Regions from separate parts of the Mus musculus genome. Here region 2 is linked to region 1. The links are chromatin contacts, found by Hi-C or POLR2A ChIA-PET in ENCODE. All regions are on one chromosome and are shown on one strand. The core of a region is the stretch at or near the end of the contact, and the rest is flanking DNA. Distances in the headings are between cores, read along the strand shown.

Region 1 (6,684 bases), core at 3,373-5,872:
CTCCCTTATACAGCCACAGGCAAGACTCACCTTTGCTACCAGTGATGACTGGTACGTTCCGTGGTCGAGAGCGGCAGTCAAAGATAATTGGTTTCTGTACCCAAGGGATGAGGAAATGAGTCCCTTCCCCGACCACAATGTCCTGTACGCCACGGAATCGGTCAAAGATGACAGCTCTGTGTCCAGCATCCACTAGAAAGGAATAATAATGACAGGTCAGAAAAACCCTGTCACTCTCTAACAAAAAGAAACCTATCTCTTCAAGATCCTTGCCTCTTTCTTTTCTGTACTTTAACATTTGTAAAAGTTCTTTATTTTACTCTGTGTGTGTGTGTGTGCACACGTGTGTGCGTGCCGTGACACTCATGTGGAGATCACGGGACAACTGCAGAGGTCAGGCTGTCATCCTTGACAGCCAAGTGTCTTTACCCACTGAGCCACCCTGACAATCCTCTCCTTTACATTTAGAAATAATTTCATATAACTGGGGGGTGGGGTGAGGTGGGGCAGTGTGCATGCCACGATGCATGTGTGGACGCCTAGAGACAATTTTCTGGAGCCTGTTTGTTTCTTCTGTCTTTACACAGGCTTTGGGAATAAACCCCAGGTCACCTGGTTGGTGCTGTGCGTGGTTTCAAGCTAAGCTGGTGAGATGGCCAGCCCCCTGAAGAGTTCAAACTCCTGTCCCTTTCTCTCACGTATTAGGTTTCCTCTTCTGTGCTGTCTTCCTGACAGTCACTTCCTGCCCCGTATGTCACCCCAGGGACTTCAGTAACAGGCAGCCCCCTAGGAACCTTTCTCCTCTAAAGAGCCGGCCTGCCTTTGAATTTCTGATCAACTACCCCACCCCACCCCCAACTCCCACCAGCACACTTCCAGGAATCACCTCCCCAGAGTTCTATAATCGGAGATCATCCTGGGCCAACATGTACATACCGGCTCTAACTGAACCTGATGTTCCCAGAAGCAGGATCCTTATAGGAACCCTAAAACATAGACGTTCCCACTGTCTGGTCTCTTTCCTTCTTTCTTTTTCTTTCTCTTGAGACAGGGTCCCAGGCTATCGTTCAGATCAGCCCAGAACTCAGCCTCATCCCTCCCCTGCCAGCACTGGGAATATAAGGAAGCAATCACTCTGCCTGGCATCCTTCTGTGTTTTTGTTTTGTTTTGTTCAAGATAAGTTCTTACTCTGTAGCTCGGACTGCCCTGGAATTTGTTCTGTCCACCAGGTTGGCCTGGAGCTCAAGAAATCTGCTTGTTTCTGCTTCCTGAGGATAAGGGCTTAAACCTATGCACAAATCACCGCCTGGCTTGTTTCCTTTTTTTTTTTTTTTCAAGGTAGGTTCTTACTATGTAGCCTTGGCTATCCTGGACTCACCATGTAAACCAAGCTGGCTTTGAACTCAAGAGATTTGCCTGCCTTTACCTTCCGAGTGCTGGGACTACTGGTATATACCACCACGGGCAGCTTGCCCAGGATCTAATAGCTGTTTCTCTAACATTTGGAGGTGTTGTGGAGATGTCTTGTGCACCCAGGGAAGAGCCTCCCTCCCTCCTTCCCTCTCCTCTAACGTTTTAGAGACAAGGTCTTACTAGGTAGCCCATGTGGGACTGGAACTCAAGATCCCCAGCCTTGTGAACGCTGGCATTACAGGAGTACGCCACCAGGCCCAGGCTGAAGTAGTCACTTCCTCTCATTTCCTGTTTGAATTTAGAGTTGATCTAAAAACCTTCACTCTGAAAATAACTCATCAAAACATCATATAGCCAAAGGTCCAGGAGTTCAAAGCCAGCCTGGGACTACAGGAGACACTGTCTTAAAAACAGAACAGCTGGGTGTGGGTCTGAGTTACTTACAACTGCTTTAGTTGAGCTAGGTAGACAGGTGTACACCTTTAATTTCAGCCCTTGAGAAGTGGAGGCAGGTGGATCTCTGTGAGTTTCAGGCCAGTCAAGAGCTACATGGTAAAGATTCTGTCTCAAACAAAACAAAACAAAACAAAACAAACAAAACCAACCCTCCCAATACAAATAAAACAAAAACCATACAGGAGGTACATCAAAATCTGTTGCTGTTTTAAAAGAGTATCAGACTTAGAGGGAATCTTTTTTTTTGTTTTGTTTTTCTAGACAGGGTTTCTCTGTGTAACCCTGGCCGTCCTCGCTCTGTAGACCAGGCTGGTCTCTAACTCAGAAATCCACCTGCCTCTGCCTCCCAAGTGCTGGGATTAAAGGGGTGTGCCACCACGCCCGGCCTTAGAGGGAATCTTAAGAGAAAAACTAGTTCAGTCCCCTTGTTTGACCAATGAGAAAGCTGGGGACTAAAAGGAGGGACTCGCAAATAAGGCCATGTAATACAGTCAAAGAAAACCCAGCTTTGCACTGTGGCACCATTCAATACCTGGCAAAAACTATTCTCCTGGGCCGGAGAGATGGCTCAGCGGTTAAGTGCACCGACTGCCCTTCCGGAGGTTCTGAGTTCAACTCCCAGCAACCACATGGTGGCTCACAACCATCTGTAATGGGATCTGATGCCCTCTTCTGGTGTGTCTGAAGAGAGCAATAGTATACTCATACATAGAAGAAATAAATAAATCCTTAAAAAAAAATTTAAAAACAAAAACCTATTCTCTCTGCAACCAGCTGAGCAAAACTTTTCTCAGGACACAGTCTCTCAAACTGGTCTAGAGATGTTGCCAAGATACTTCATGCAAATAAGGAAGAGAACCAATGGGCTCCTGTCACCTCCTGTCATCTGGGTAATACCTCATCATTTCAAAGTGGCTAAAGTGCTAAACATTGGACAGGAGGGCTCCCCTTGAACAAAGCCTCTAAGTTAGTGGCTTTCAACCTGTGGGTCAGAACCCTATGAGGGGGGATGTTAAAAGACCCTATTACAGGGGCTGCCTATGACCATCGGAAAACAAAATTTACGATTCATAAAAGTAGCAAATCACAGTTATAAATCAGCAAGGAAAAGAACTGTATGGTGGTGGAGGTGTATCACCACAATAGTGAGAAACTACTAAATGTTCCAAGCATCAGAAGGCTGAGAACCCCTGCCTAAGTGATCATAGGCCTCTGATGACTCACAACCAGTATGTGGGGTAGCAGGTGAGTCCCCCTTAACCTCACACACCTTCAGACAGCAGCTAGCATCAGGAATGTCAAATGGGCTGTAGAGATGGCAAAGCGGTTAAGAGCACTGACTGCTCTTCCAGAGGTCCTGATTTCAATTCCCAGCAACCACATGGTGGCTCACAACCATCTGTAATGGGATTCAATGCCCTCTGCTGGTGGGTCTGAAGACAGCGACAGTGTACTCATATAAATAAAATAAATAAATCTTTTTTTTTTTTTAAAAGGAATGACACATGGGCTATGCAGATCAACAGAAACTATGCAGAAAGCTCTTCCGCGCCTCACCATTATACAAAGCAGAGTTCACCACGCCTCCTGCAACTGCCAACGCCAGGCCGAACTTTCCAATGGACTCAAACACTTTGGCAGCCATGACTCCTTCTGTTGCTTCCACTCACACCTAAACACGGGGTAAACATAAAACACTTTGACACCAGATTCTCAGAGAAAGCCCGCTCTGAGGCACAGAGTTCATGTCTCAACATACATTTTCATATGTCTACACCTGTGGGCCCAAACTCACTCACTGAACGCCCCATAACACTGACCACCTTGCAAACTGTAGATCATGTCTGCGTTTGTGGACGTGTTTCTTTACAACCATTCAGAGAAAGAGTCTGCGACACTTGGCTCAGCGTAGGAACGGTGCTTTGTACCCACGAGGAACTTAGTACACAGAAAAACCACACTCCCTTTTCCTAGACCAATAGGCCACAAGCGAGACCGGTGCTACACGGCTGAAGCCAACAACAAAAAGGGCAATTTCTGTTAACATTTAAGTTACACGGTCTCCGACAGCCTTGTTTAACCTTCAGTTACTTTATGAAGGTTATGACTGCTGAAGTGCATAGAGAGGTTATACTCTTAAGTAGTAGAACCAGGGTTAGAATGAGAAGACCGAATTCTAGAAGACATTGTAGAACTCCTCCCCATACCAGTTAATAGGAAAGCAGGGGCTGGCAGGGGTGCAGCGAGGCAGAGCGGTGAAGGACTGGAGGTGGGGCTGCGGCGGGACGGGTGGGGGCACGTAGCTGACAAACTAGAAACCAGTTAGCCTTGAACTTTTTAATGTCCCGCCCCTGCGTCACCCTTGGTACAATCCTCAAACTCGCCCTCCCCTTTCTCAGACTTCAACTGCTTGTGTATCGGGATTTCTCCATGCACATTTATCCTCTGTCTCTGACATCCAGCTCTTTTTACTCCACCAGCTTCTGGATTTTTCCTCATCCTGTCCCCTCCCCTTGCACATTCCTAACTCCTTCTGGACCGAGATTTCCCCCTTCTCCACTAGGCGTACCCACACATGCATCCCATGCCCTCATTGTACATAGGAAAGCAGAGGCAGGCTACAGGGACATAGGACCAGAGGCCTCTACCGCTCCTACCACGCTTACCTGCTTTCACTCTGACCTCCACATGAATTCCCCAGCTCCGGATACTGCGCGTGCGCCAGGCAGCTCCTCCCCCCCCCCCGACCCCCGCCTCTTCAAGATCCGACCCTTCAATTGGTGAAGCCGAGCGACGTGCATTCTGGGAAACGTGTTTTGCAGTCTTCCGCGGGCTCTGTGGCTTTAATGAGGTCAACTACAACTCCCAAAAGATCATGCAGCAACGGGCTCTTTCAGGAAACCCGTTTCTGACTGGTGAGAACGGATGGGATGTTGCCGCAAAGCCTTTCGGGAGTTGTAGTTCCTTGGTAATATATGCACGTGCCTATTCCTCAAGGAGGTGGTTCCAGAAGCCGGAAGCAGACTGGATCGGAAAGGAGTTGGGCTTCCACTTGGTAGAGGAAATCACAAGGTGGTGAAGGAATGGGTGGGCATTTTGGATAAAGGTGAGGTAAAATAATTCATGCACTGAGAGACTGCTAGGGAAGTTAAGGACAGCCCTCAGGGACGTAAGATGTTGATCTTCCAAGCCACTCCATAACCTTAAAAACGGCTTAGAAAGAAGAGGAAGGGAGTCGGTCATTCAGGTCTTGCAATACTTCAGTAAAGGCTCTTGATTTAGGGTCTAAATCTCTGGGCATCTTTTTTTCCAAGTTATATTCGAGGAATTGCAAAAAAGGGACGGAGATCATGTGTATGGCTTCTCAAGTTCACCTGTTGTCAACAATTTGCGTATTTGTTGTTGTTTTTGTTCCATCTCCTCGCCTCCCTCCACTTTTCTCTTTCTCCTACTATTCTCTAAGATCAAGGATATCTATCCTCTTACTTTTTGTTTTGTTTTGTTTTTTGTTTTTGTTTGTTTGTTTGTTTTCGAGACAGGGTTTCTCTGTGTAGCCCTAGCTGTCCTGGAACTCACTCTATAGACCAGGCTGGCCTCGAATTCAGAAATCCGCCTGCCTCTGGCTCCCAAGTGCTGGGATTAAAGCGTCCGCCACCACGCCCGGCTACTATCCTTTTACTTAAGTAAATATTATCCATGTCTGCATTCCAATTTTGCCAATTAAGCAAATAGTGACTTTTATAGCATTCCTCTCCATGACACAAATCTAAAATGAAGTAGTTTATTTTTTTGGGCTTGTTGCTCCCGAAATACAAACTCTCCTGAGAATATCTGTAAAGAACATGAAAACCCCTGGCACTGTGGCGCAATGGATAGTGCATTGGACTTCTAAGAAAGACCTGCTCCTTATTCTTAGCTTAACTTTTATTTAAAAGATAAAATGCAATTTTAAATTTGCAATCGGTATTTATTTCTTATTAAAATATAAGAAGCCAGATATACATTTAAAAGAAAGGAAGAAAGAAAACGAACGAACGAACATGAAAGCAAGCTAGGTGCAGTGGTGCACGACTTCAATCCCAGCACCCAGGAGGCAGAAGCAGGTGGCATCTGAGAGAGAGAGAGAGAGGGAGAGAGGGAGAGAGAGAGAGAATGTGAAGACACAAGGAAGACTATTGGGGTGGAAGAGAGACTGGAAGGGCCTGGGGAGGGTAAATAAGGTGGTGAATATAAGTGAAATACTTAAAATTAATAAAACAAATACATTTTGTTAGAAAAAAAAAAGTGTGATGGCCGGGCAGTGGTGGTGCATGCCTTTAATCCCAGCACTTGGGAGGCAGAGGCAGGTAGATTTCTGAGTTTGAGGCCAGCCTGGTCTACAGAGTGAGTTCCAAGACAGCCAGGACGACACACAGAGAAAGGTCTCGAAAAACCAAAAAAAAAAAGTGTGAATGATGTTACATAACTCAAATGGGCAAGAATCAATCAACATACGAAGAGCTTTCCCTCCTAATAAACGATTAAATAGGTGAACCACAGATTTTGAAACTTAGTGTTTGCAAGGGTTGTTGGCTTCACAAAGGAAGAGAAGGAGGGCACAGCAAGTGAAATTGCTGAGGCAGAACACTTGCCTACAGTGCGCTAGGTCTTCAGTTCCAACCTCAGCACTGTAAAACAAAACAGTACTTATAAAATATTCAAAATGGGCAGAGGGCTGGAGAGGTGGCTGGTTGGCTGTTAAAATCAGTGGTGCTCTTCCTGAGAACCTAAGCCTGGTTTCCAGCACATGGCAGGTGACTCTCAGAGACCTGTGA
Region 2 (6,950 bases), core at 1,342-3,841, 280 kb after region 1:
TGATGATAATGAAAACACGGGGGACACTACAGTAACTGAGGACACAAGGCAGGCAAGGTCAGCCTCTCGCTCCCACTTGGCCTGTGCACACCACAGGAAGCAACACCGGCGACAGGAAAGACACTAGGGAGACCTCCGACGGGATGGTGCCACCCAGAGTCACTTGGGGAGAAAGAGGAAGCCCGAGTTCACCATCTCGGCTTACCTGGGATTGGCTTGCAGGATTTACCGAGAACCTGAAATAAAAGTGAGCAAATAACTTCTGAGCATCTGTGGGGTCCCAGGAAGGATGTCGCTGCTACATTCAGAGGCGACAACATTGGCCCTCAACCCCACAGCTTGGTCTCAGGAGGCAGCCCTATCATGGCCAAACCCAACCTGTACCCAACTCTAGGTCCTAAACTCTTTCTCAAGCATACTCTGCTTTGAGTGTTTCTTTCTTTTTTCCTATTATTTATTTATATTTTGAACATAGTTTCAAGGTTTGTTTTGTTTTGAACATAGTTTCAAGTAGCCCAGGCTGGCTTTGAACTGGATACACTGCTACAGCAGAACATGATCATGAGCCTCTGATTCTGACCCTCCAGCCTCTACCTCCCAAGTACAAGGACTGCAGGCAGGCATGTGACACCATGCCTCGCTCATGCAGTGTTGGGGATGGAACCCAGGTCTTCACGCATGCTAAGCCAGCTCTACTAACTGAGCTCACTCCCTAGCCTTCTAGGATTGTTTCCTTTAAGTCACAGACCTGAGGGGAAGAGGAGGGAAGATCCCCTTAGTCCTGTCCACACAATTTCTGAGCCAACTCTCATCTCACCCTGAGGTTTCACCTGAGTTGGATAGTTGACAAACTGCAGGGCTGAGTTGCTGGAGACCATGGCACCCACATAGGAGACAGAACAGGCAGCATAGAGCCAGGTCCGAGTGCGATCCACCCTGGCAGTGTCAAAAAACTGGATCACTGGGAGAAGACAAAAAATAAAACAAAAACAAACAAAACATACAAGAGAAACCCGGTGGGGCAAGGATGGACCACTAAGCAAAAAGTTGAGGCCATAGGAAAGGAACTTGCCTGTCAAGTAAGACCGCTATTTCTATCCTCTTAAGCTGGGAAATCTCTGAAAATTATTCATCGTCCCAGTTCCCCTTAAGCCTAACACAACCACATGCTGAGTGGAGGGAGAGATTCACTGAGTTCAAGAAAGGATGGCTTAACTCTACTGACAGGAACAAAGACATGTTTGAAGCTGACACACAAAGCGAAGTCAAAGGGATAAAGGGGAAAATGTTCTAAGGGCTTTCAATGGGGATTTGGAATATAGACGGCCCAGTCGTCTCCAACTAAAAAGTTGGTATAATTTAGAGGCCTAATATTTTAATCTCATTTCACAGCCATTGGTTTTACAGTCTGTAGAGAAGCTGTTTAAATACTCAAGGGTGTGGAGGTAGGGAAAACTTTGATTTTTAAAGATGAATCCACGTCTATGCCCAGAATATGGGAGGAAGGAGAGTGAGCCCAACAAATTACTATGAGGTACTCACAGATCTTGGCAAACATAGCATTGATCACACACTGGATGAAAACCAAAGTTAAGGCAAAGGTGAATGTCTCCTGTTTGGGTCCTTCTCCATACTTCCCTCTTGTGCTAAGACGAAACACATAAAAAAGCAATTAGTGTGTGCTACTCGGTGGCATCAAGTATGTTCAGATCCACTGAGAGCTTTGGAAGTATCATGCTTTTGTGGGTGTAGTTAGAGTTAGGAAGGATTACTGAGCTCATTTACCCAAAGGAGACGATTTGATTTAAGCCTAAAAACTAAGTCTAAACAGTAGACGCCAACCTACTGCTACCATAGCCTAAGGAAAAAATATCCGTAAAGGACACAGGTAGGAGAAAAAAAAAAAGTCAAGACAGCTGAACAAAAGTATCCCCCGTAGGAGAAAAAAAAAAAAAAAAGGCAAGACCCAGAGCAAGAAGATTAACGGTCTGCAAACACCTCGGGGCTTTCTAAAAATAAAATAAAATAAGACCTGGCTCAGGTCACGGAGCACTCTTGGAATCAACAAAAGTAAAAATATCTAAAGGGAAAAAAAAAATCGCGTTCTAAAACTCCAGAGGCCGGCCCTGAAATTTTAGAATTACAAGGATGCTCAGCTAGCAATGTATAATAGCAGGGTGCAAAAAAAGGTCAGAGGGCCGAGCCGGAGAAGAGAAAACCCTGTACCAGACACAGGAAGCCTGAAGACTAGACCGTAAAATGGATGGTGGAGACTGAATTCCGGCCCTGGCTGGGGGATGCTAGGAGTCCTGCCCCCTCAAGGGTCTGCTCACATCTTCTCCTGCAGGATCCCATAGTAGAAATAGCAGACAAAGACACCCAAGAAGCAGAGCGGCAGGCGCAGCCGATCAGGCACCAGGGATCTACTAGCGGCCATGAGACGCACGGACGAGTCGGCCGAAGATCCGTTCAGAGCAGGTAGCGGTACCGGCGGCGAAGGCGAAAGCTCCAGGCGGACATCGCCGGCCGGCGGCAGGGACCTCATAGGAGCTGCGTGCGACCGCCGGCTCGTAGGCCGGAGCAGCTACCTCCAGATATGCCAGCTCAGAGCTTCCGAGAGGGAAATGCCTCCTGCCCCGGCAGGAGCGTTCTAGGAAAGAAGGAAGGCTTTAAGATCTTGGCTCCATTCCTGGTGGCCAGGAAAGCCAGCCATATCGAGGTTATTGTCTCCTCTTTTAGGTTTTTCCGATCAGGCAACGCCGAGGACATCTACAAGCTGGAGCTCGGTGGGGAGGCCTAGGCGATTACGCGGCGTATAGTGATGACGTATAAGTATGTGGATGTTATCAATTGGCTCCGCAGAGCGAAAATAGACAGATGGGCGGAGAAAGAGGCGGTGAGGCCAGAAGAGAATTAAAGGCTTTTTTTTTTTTTTGCAGTTGGCTGTCAGGCCTCGGCTGGGTCCTAACGCCAAGAACGCTTCATAGAGCCGTAGCGCCCTCTAGCCGCTGCCCAACGTTAGCGACTCCAACCCTGTCTACCCTGTGTTCAAGACCTGGCTAAGAAGTCCAGGTCCTCTTCTTTGGGCAGGGAGCCACCGGGCAGGCTCTGTGATAGGTCAGGGCTCTTATCACTTAGAGGCAGCACATCACGTGTTGCTTAAATTCCGAGCTACAGTTTTCTCGCTCTGCAAACGAGGGGTAATTAGTAATAACCACCCTGTCACTCATTGAACGGTGTGAGGATTAAATGAGCTAAGGTTTACCAAAGTGTTTTATAAACTGTTAAGTGTGCTGTGCAAGTTTGGAGTATTAGTCATCATATTTTCTCAACTCTAATCGTATTTCCTCACCTCTTCGAGGTGAAAAATTCAATTTATTGAAATGCCTTTTAAAAAACAACAAAAGACATAATCACATGTAGCGCAGGCTGTCCTCGAATCTGCTATGTAGAATAATGTTGAATTTACAATCCTTTTCTCTTTACCTCCCTTCCGAGTGTTTTTTTTTTTTTTTTTTTTTTTTTGGTTTTTCGAGACAGGTTTCTCTGTGTAGCCCTGGCTGTCCTGGAACTCACTCTGTAGACCTGGCTGACCTCGAACTCAGAAATCTGCCTGCCTCAGCCTCCCAAGTGCTGGGATTAAAGGAGTGCGCCACCACTGCCTGGCTCCCTTCCAACTTCTTAAGTAAATTTTCTTCAAGACCTTCCAACTCTCCAATGAAGCAACACACACACACACACACACACACCACACCACACCACACCACACCACACCTCTTCCTATTTTTGGTCTCATCCATGGACTTCTCCCTGATTTAACAGTTGGGTCTTCACCTGCTTTGCTAGAATTGCAAAAGCAAGACTTAACACCAGGTCACCAAGTCCCCTACCTAATAACAGTCCCAATTGTCAAGCAGTTGTGGGTCTTGGGTTGCTTTCCTCTAAGCAGGCTTGCTCCTTTGGCACGTCCTCAGGCAAAGGAAGGAAAGGCAGGCAGCACCACACCCATCACTGGGGACCTGACTCACTAAGGCTTTGGGGACAAGCCAGACATCTTTCAAGGCTAGGAGGACTAAGAGAAAATAGGGTCTGTCCCTTTCCTGGTGTCTCCTTCTGGGAGTCACTATACGTTTACTTTCTTGGCCTTTGGTTTATTCTAGTGAATCAGCAGACAGACACTTCCAGGGAACCAAACAGTGAGTCTGGATTCCACTTCTGCCTTTTATTTTCCAACTGGGACCTCAAACAATTCACTTGACCTGGGTTGAGTTTCCCCATGTGTTTTTTATTTTTTTCCAAGACAGGATTTCACTGGCTGTCCTGGAACTCTCTGTAGACAGGCTGGCCTTGAACTCAAGAGCTCCACCTGCCTCTGCCTCCTAAGTGCTGGAATTAAAGATGTGTGCGGTTGCCGCCGCCACCACCTGGCTGAGTCTCCTCAGGTGAGATCAATGGTGATAACCAGCAGGGGGGTTCTTTGGTTAGGAAGCACCAGCTGTGAAGTGGGTCAGGGTGCCAATCCTTACTCCCTGACTTGGTACAGTCTTTTTAGAAAAAGCTGTTTGGATATTCCTTCACTCACAGAATGGTTCTTCTCTCACCCCAACGGTTGTCATATTTTCTTTTTTTTTTTTTTTTTTTTTTTTAAAAGATTTTATTTATTTATATGTAAGTACACTGTAGCTGTCTTCAGACATTCCAGAAGAGGGAGTCAGATCTCGGATGGTTGTGAGCCACCATGTGGTTGCTGGGATTTGAACTGCGGACCTTCGGAAGAGCAGTTGGGTGCTCTTACCCACTGAGCCATCTCACCAGCCCGGTTGTCATATTTTCAATGACATTCTCTTACATCTTCTCATTTGGTTTGCTGGTGATAGTACTTGGGATAGCCTGACCTGCGCTCGGGGGATGGGGGGTGGGCGTTCCTGAAGTCTTCTGAGACAGATATGATTGCACCACTGTATTCCCCCCAGTAGAATGGAAATGCCTTTTGCTGAAATGCTTCATAAGTTCCACGCACTAACAGAATGTTGGGATGGTGATTCCCACTTTGCTCAAACATCTAAGAGCTCTTACATCTGAGAGGCTATGAAAGGACAAGGATGGTTTCTGTGTCCAAGGCTGCACACTCTTGCCTTGGGTACTCACTGGCACACAGATAGGCATGGTAGCTACTGCCTTAATGCTGCTCCAGCTACAAGCCATTTCCTAGTCTCATTTTCCCTGCAAGTACAAGGAGTCCCTGAAATGCCAGACTGTCTCCCTTCAGTTGTATTCACATTCTCTCTCAAGTCCACTGACGCTCAGGAGCTTTTGGGGGACTCTTATTAGAATGGGCCGCTTCCCTAGTGACTTCCATGTCCACTTGCAGGACACATCACATTCTCCATTCTACACAAGATGTCATGTTAATGTGTCTTTGTGAAAAGTCTCTAGCAAGGCCCATCCATACAGCAACTAGACCATTGTATGTTAAATGGAAGTTCCTTCTCTTGAAGACAGGATACAGTGATGGATACAATACCTTCCACTCTACTTCACTCCTCCCATCCCAGGTATTCAGAAAACCCAAACTGCTGGAATACATATTTATTTGGTCTATTAAAATCAAGATCTGCAAAAAATAAACAAACAAAAACCACAATAACCTCTAAACACAAGATATGAAACCTTGAACATTAACATTCTTCAATTTTGTGTAAGCTCTGCAATACGGAAAATATACAAACTTCAAATAGCTGCAAAAATAGTGTCTTTGGGAGAAAATAGAGTTTCTACATCGATACAAGAAAAATAGGCATTTTTCTAATTCAACCCAACCTTGGGGTGGGTAGAGGGCATGGAGCTGCTCATGCCCCCTGGGGCAGGTGGCGAGTACGGGGCTGCTGCATGCCCCCTGAAGGAATGCCAGACCCCTCTTCCCACTATTCACTTTGGGTTGGGATTCCCCTAAGACAATCTTTAGTCAGGGTAAAACTGAGATGAAAATGCCACTTGGGAAATCTCATGGTCCCCTGCCAACAGCTGATTGGTCAAGTGTTCTGGCCCTGAGGGCCACTCTGGTCAACTCCTCTAGGAGGGAGGCATCTGGTCTGCCTTTCTGTGTCTCTAGAGTGGAGCTGTCAGGAAGCCTGTGGCACCTCCCCTCTCTTAGCCACAGCCAACTGTTCCATGACAAGAGCCTCTTATAAGTCATCTGGACTCACACCCTGGGCTAGAAGATTCAAGACCTTCTGGCAGGTGAGGGAAACCGCAGGTACACAAGTGTAAGTTGTGAGCTGCCTGCTGCTGGTGGAGGAGGTAAGTCTCCTCCCTGTGGAGGGCTGATGTCCACCAAAGGACCTGGGGCTTTGACACAATAAAGGAAAGTGCTCAAAGGCCAAGAGGGAAGGAAGGGCTCCTCCATCCCCCAGCTTGGGAAGCTAACAAAGAGCTTGCCACCAAGGCACTAGTCTCCATGGTAAAGTGTGGTAGGGGCCTGGGGGACTCAGACTACCAAGGAGCTCTGGAAAAGCACAGACTCTTCCGATGGTGGGCTGCGCTGCCATGGCTCAGATGGCAGCGAGGAGGCCTTGGAAGCTTCTGGACCCTTCCGAGGTGCCCTGGGGCTGGCAGTGGGAAGAGGGGAGCCAGGGCTGGAGGGGCAGTTACGGAAGATGAAGCCCATACTGGGGAAGAGGGGCTTGATCAAGCTGACAGGGCAGAAGGCGGAGCCAGTCGGGTTGAAATGGACTTTGTTCTTGTCAGGACAGGAAGTCAAGAAGGCCAAGTCAGGACCTGGGGACCTGAGGAATGGAGAGAGACACAGACACATAAGTGCAAGAAAAATAGCCAGCGAAGCAAGGAGGACTGCCTGAGCAGGGTGCCTGGGGAGCTGGAAGGGTGACTGCCTCAGCAGGGCTTCTGGGGAGCTGGGTTCCTGCTCAAAATGACAGTAACCTGGTCAAAAC

Evidence for each region. A loop is a pair of places that touch in the nucleus more often than their neighbours do. ChIA-PET counts read pairs that join two places held with the same protein, here RNA polymerase II (POLR2A).
Region 2: a loop to region 1 is called in a map of heart, with 2.4 times the contacts of the local background. The contact joins the promoter of Slc35b1 here to the promoter of Phb in region 1. A Hi-C loop is called at or near these places in 4 of 37 maps with a recorded cell type or tissue (heart and left cerebral cortex). POLR2A ChIA-PET finds 5 or more read pairs at or near these places in 1 of 5 experiments (Patski).

The regions. Positions count from the first base shown.
Region 1 is chr11:95,664,895-95,671,578 of GRCm38, reverse strand. It overlaps Phb (prohibitin), which reads right to left and starts at 4,622. Exons shown (of 7, transcript NM_008831.4): 1 at 4,537-4,622; 2 at 3,428-3,542; 3 at 31-192. The coding sequence starts at 3,515.
Region 2 is chr11:95,380,497-95,387,446 of GRCm38, reverse strand. It overlaps Slc35b1 (solute carrier family 35, member B1), which reads right to left and starts at 2,591. Exons shown (of 9, transcript NM_016752.3): 1 at 2,334-2,591; 2 at 1,543-1,646; 3 at 831-961; 4 at 206-236. The coding sequence starts at 2,437. It overlaps Fam117a (family with sequence similarity 117, member A), which reads right to left. Exons shown (of 8, transcript NM_172543.4): 8 at 5,575-6,785. The coding sequence ends at 6,488.